2 separate regions of the Homo sapiens genome follow, and region 2 is linked to region 1. Evidence: chromatin loops called from intact Hi-C (ENCODE). Cell type or tissue: chondrocyte. All regions are shown on one strand.

The links. A loop is a pair of places that touch in the nucleus more often than their neighbours do. Peaks named below come from ENCODE experiments on the same cell type or tissue, not always from the same donor. Only the 100,000 strongest peaks of a DNase experiment are listed, where the experiment ranks them.
Region 2: it touches region 1 in a loop (3-fold over the local background); 4 of 110 quality-filtered maps call a loop at or near these places.

Annotation. Positions count from the first base shown.
Region 1 is chr11:69,642,235-69,644,734 of GRCh38, forward strand. CCND1 (cyclin D1) reads left to right here. Exons shown (of 5, transcript NM_053056.3): 2 at 797-1,012; 3 at 1,598-1,757. Among named protein-coding and RNA genes, the nearest start is that of CCND1, 2.3 kb to the left of the region's middle. RefSeq lists silencers at 518-657, 748-807, 938-1,197 and an enhancer at 1,414-2,158. In chondrocyte, CTCF peaks have their summits at 1,279 (motif pointing left), 1,511 and 2,299; no DNase peak of the experiment used is centred here.
Region 2 is chr11:69,012,363-69,014,862 of GRCh38, forward strand. MRGPRF (MAS related GPR family member F) reads right to left here and starts at 884. Exons shown (of 3, transcript NM_145015.5): 1 at 721-884. It overlaps MRGPRF-AS1 (MRGPRF antisense RNA 1), which reads left to right. Exons shown (of 6, transcript NR_120541.1): 1 at 1-186; 2 at 1,429-1,542; 3 at 1,769-1,954; 4 at 2,079-2,229. In chondrocyte, CTCF peaks have their summits at 1,176 (motif pointing right) and 1,375; DNase peaks (open chromatin) are centred at 793 and 1,068.

The DNA.
Region 1 (2,500 bases):
CCCCAAGACGCCAGGGCTTGATCCCCGTCTGCAGGGATATCGGCTTGGAGGACCTTCTCCGAGCGAGCCGGGGGCCTGGGAGCACATTTTCAGACCTTCGGTGGGCGCCTGAGGGGCCCGCAAGTATTTTAAAATAATTTTTGAAAGTGCGGCGTGGTGCCCTTGCGAGAGGGAAACGCCGCCCGCGCCCAGGGGGAAGGGGGGGCCCCGGAGTTTGAATTCCTGGGGCTCCCCCCGGAGCCTGTAACGAACTCCCAACCCCCGGCCTGGGTAAAGGGTCGCCCGAGGGTCATTTTCAGGGTTTTTTTATGCACTTAGTTATTTTTTTAATATTTTTAAATATTTTTTGAAAAGATGACGTCTGGGGAAATGCGGCGCGGCGGCCTGGGACGCCACCTTTGTGTCTCGCAGGCGCGGCGCCCAACCCCGCGGCCCGTTCCGCGGCCCCGCACCCCAGTTGGTGTCGACCCCCAGTCAGAGGGACCACGGAGCTCCAGGGCGGGCCAGGGTCCCGGGGGCCGGCAGCCCGCGCCGCCGCGCACGCCGCCCAGCTGTGCCCGCTCCCGCCCCCACCGTGCCAGCCTCGCGGGGACTTTCCCTTTCAGTTTCGGGGAGGGTGGGTACTGGGGACGCGCGGGGGAGGGGGCGCATCACGGGAAGCTCCTGCCGCCCCCAGCCCCGACCCCTCGGCGCCCTCCAGACCTGGCGGCCCTGCCAAGCGCGATGGGGGGTGCGGGGGCGTGCGGGGGGGCGGCGCGACCTGGCGGCGGCGGTCACGGGCCCCGTGCCTCCGTAGGTCTGCGAGGAACAGAAGTGCGAGGAGGAGGTCTTCCCGCTGGCCATGAACTACCTGGACCGCTTCCTGTCGCTGGAGCCCGTGAAAAAGAGCCGCCTGCAGCTGCTGGGGGCCACTTGCATGTTCGTGGCCTCTAAGATGAAGGAGACCATCCCCCTGACGGCCGAGAAGCTGTGCATCTACACCGACAACTCCATCCGGCCCGAGGAGCTGCTGGTAACCACTGGACCCCGCCGCCCCCCGCCCCCCGCGAGCCGCACGCAGGACCACGGGGCCGGGGAAGGTGCAGGCGGTGGCGGCCGGCCCGCCTCTGACATATCTGCTCCTCCGAGGGAGGGCGGCCCCGCCGCCGGGCGTCCCTGTCCGGGGAGCGGGCGGGATCCTAGCCGCCCTCGTCCCGCCGCCCTGTGTGCGCTTGCCTGCGACTCCCACCGCGTTCGCGCCCCGCGGTGTGGCCGAAAAGTGGGCGGCGCGCGCCCTCCAGCGGCTGCACGAGGAGCGCCGCGCTCGGCGCTGAGCCTCCAGTTCCAGGTGGTGGGAGGTCTTTTTGTTTCCACTTGCAGAGTCTTTTCACGCGGCGGGCGCCTTTTCTGTTTTGATCTGGGATTGCGTGTTGCCCCAGCTCCCTTGAGTCCCCAGCATTCGCCAGCCCTCCCCTCCAACATCCAGGACCGCACGAGACGCAGGGGCCAGTGCTCTGAGCCGGAGGTGCGGCGTGGCCCGGCCCCCGTGCTGCCGGCTTCCCCGCGCCCCCGGGCTGGCCCGCACCTCCCCTGATGGCCGCTCACCCTGTGTTCGCAGCAAATGGAGCTGCTCCTGGTGAACAAGCTCAAGTGGAACCTGGCCGCAATGACCCCGCACGATTTCATTGAACACTTCCTCTCCAAAATGCCAGAGGCGGAGGAGAACAAACAGATCATCCGCAAACACGCGCAGACCTTCGTTGCCCTCTGTGCCACAGGTAGGGCAGGCCCGGCAGCCCCCGGCCTCCCCTTGAGAGCCGGCTCCTTAGGTGACCCTGGCCGGCTTCTTGCTCTCCACCTGGGTGCTGTCTGGGAAGATGTCCCCAGACCCCCTCCTGCGCTGGAGAGCGCTCTTCCAGCTCTGGTGAGCAGAGGCCCTGGATTGTTTGTCGCGCTGGATGGAGGGAGATTTGCTCCCTCACGGCCACCATGCAGTACCTTGGGCATTGGTGTGGACGGCTCAGCCTGCCTGTGTCCCGTTACTCTGGCCTCGTCCTTCAGGCCAGGCAGCCTGTGGCCACTCCATGCTGAAAGGGGTTTACCTTGGCCACAGGGCCGCCTCCTTTCTCCACCCACCTCCAGCCCTTCTTGTGTCCTTAAGGAGCCTGAGCTGCAGAGGCCCCCTCCTGGCCTCTCCCAGGCTGGGCCACCTGCCAGAGGCGCCTCCAGGGGCGGGGAGAGCTGTCGGCCTGCCTGCACCACGTGCTCTGGGCAGCCGAGTGCAGGGGTGTCCAGCAGAGGAGCTCGGCTGCCTGAGGCCCTGCCAGGGGTGCCGGCAGCCAGCCGGGCTCAGCTGAGCCCTGAGGGGGCGCTTCAGAGCACTCTCAGCTTGGGCCGCCACCGTGGGCAGCAGAAGCACCCAGTCCTCACTTCCCCTGGCATGGCCCCAGAGGCCCCTCCCTGACATGGCCTTGGCCCCAGAACCCAGTGGGGACAGACTCGCACATACACAGGGTGCCGC
Region 2 (2,500 bases), 630 kb before region 1:
TCAGAGGGGCCTGTCTCGCTCCCCCAGACACAGAGCCTCTGTTTTCCTCACTCCGGGTCTGGAGTCCCCTGCTTAACAGCTTGGATTGAAGAGGCTTGTCTGGGGGGACTGAGACCTTGCAGATCATTCCAGGAGCCGCCTCCATCCAAGGCCAACAGCTTCATCAGGCCGCAGGCCTGGGAGAAGGTGGGACTGCAGTTGCCCAACATCCTGTGGCTGCCCACACGGACACCCCATGTGCACCCCAGGGCTGAGAGCAGGGGGAGCCATCTCCCTGTGTGTGGGACACTGCCTGCTGGGTGTTCCGTTCCAGCCCCTCTAGAATGCATGCTTGAATGGCCAGTGAGGCTGGGGGAGGGACCGAGAGGGAGCCCTCACCCCCAGCAGCACAGAGCAGGAGCTGGACGGTGGGGCTGGGGGTGAGGCCAGCTGAGAGGGGTCAGGTCCTGCCACGGGAGGGGGACTTTTAAAGTTCCTCCATGGCCCTGGAACCCTGGAGCCTCAGGAGTGGCAGGGGAGCTTCTCCGGTGAGTGACAGCCTCTCTGGGGTCTCAGGGCTCCCTGCCTGGGGCCTTAGGATTTCTGGGAGCTGCCTGCCCCGACAGCGTCCACCTCTCTGCCCCTACAGTGCCCGCGTCATTTTCCTTCCCTGCCTGGCCCTCACCCTGCAGCCCCGGTTGTTGGAACACCCTCCCCTGGACCCTGGGCCCCTGGAGCTACCTGCAGCTGTCCTGATCCGCCGAGGCCTCCTTTTGTGGAGGGCTCTTCCTGTGACTCCCGCCTCCGGCCGGCGGACCCGCCGGGGCAGCAGGCCAGCGCCGAGCGCGGCCCGGAGCCTTGGAAAATAGGAGCTCAGAGTAGAGCCCTCTCCTGCTGGAAGAGATGGCTTTGGAAGCAGAACCCGCCCCAAACCCAATTCCTGGCCCGGCAGGAGGGGGAGGGGGAGGGGAGTAGGAGGAGGGGCTGAGCAGGGCTGAGCGGGGATGAGGCTTCAGGAAGGAATGCCCCGCTCAGGAGCCCCCCCCAGAGCCCCACCGGGAACTCATCTCTCCGCCTGGTGACGTCACGTTGGCCCGAGCACTGCAGCCCGAGTCCAGCTGTTCATCTCCCTCACATTCTGCTGCTCGGCAGGGCTGCCCAGGAGAGGGAGCACCGGCTGTACACTTGCCTGGCGTCTTTGGTCTGCCCCCAGTGGGCATTTCGGGGCAGGCTGGCCCAGGAGGGGCTAGTCCCCACCCCGTTGTTTTAATTTACTCAGGGGCTGATACAGAGCAGTGGGGGGCAGCAGGGCGAGGGCTCCATGGAGGGGCAGTGCAGAACTGGCAGAGGTGGTCAGCACCGCCCAAGCGGCACCCCTCCCCCTTCCCACCCCGGACTCGGCCTGGGCCCCCTGGGGGCTTATGGAACCAGGAATTCCCTTTTCCCCAGCCCTAATAGCAATCAGATGGCGCAAGTGGAAAATCACGGCGCTCGGCAAGCAAGCTGGAAATTGGCGGGCTGTGGTGCCTGGTGCCTGCGCTGCTCAGCGGGAGGATGAGTCAGGTCCCCCTTCCCCATTGAGCCCCTGGAGGCGGGCGGTGGGGGGGGGTCCTGGAACGCGTTCATGCCTGGGGCACTGAGCATTGGTAGGGGTGGGGGTGCAGAGTCGGGGGTGCGGGAGCCAGCAGGGTGGCCAGGAGGAGGGGGTGATGAGAAGGCTCCCCTCCTACCCTGGGCCAACTTTCTCAGGGTCCAGGAAGCCCGAGGGAATTCTGAACTTTCCCTGCAGGAGTGTAGTGCCCAGACTGGGAGAGATGTGCCTCTGTGGGCATCTTGAAGGGAAATGAGAAGCGGAGCTGCCCCTGCACCTGCGCTGGGAGCTGCCTGCCTCCTGCTTGTCCTGGCCATGTGCGAACCTCAGCGTGGAAGAGGGACTCTCGCACTGCTCCCTGCGCGGCTCAGCTGGCCTCCTGGGGTCCGTTTTTCAGGGATGGGGTGAGGAGGGACTCTGGGATCCTGGAGGCTCACGGGCCATGCCTGAGGCTGAGAGAGAGGCTGGAGGCAGCAGGCAGGGTGGTGACCCGTCCCCTCCTCTCCAGGGCAGCCAGCTGGGGCCCAGCTGGAACGCTTGTTTACATGGGGAGGCCGGGGGAGGCTGAATCCCGGCGAGTTCCAAGTGTAATTGCGTTTGGACACTTAAAAGGAATTGTGTGAAGTGGGCAGAGGCTCTGAAGTCCACCGCCTTATTTGGTATGGAAATCTGTTTCTCTCAAAATAAGCGAGAGGCGCTTGTAAACGGGAAGGTCGTCCTGGCCTGAGTTTGTGGAGTCCCCTTCCCGTGGGCTTGGTGTGTCCGGCTGCTCTGTTGCAGTACCGCAGACCAGGGGCTTATCGGAGCAGGCGTTTGTTTCCCATGGCTCCGGGGGCTGGAAGGCCAAGATCAAGGCCTCCACAGATTCAGCGTCTGGTGAGGACCCAGCCTCTCACTGAGTCCCCATGTGGTGACCCCTTTCAGGCAGGC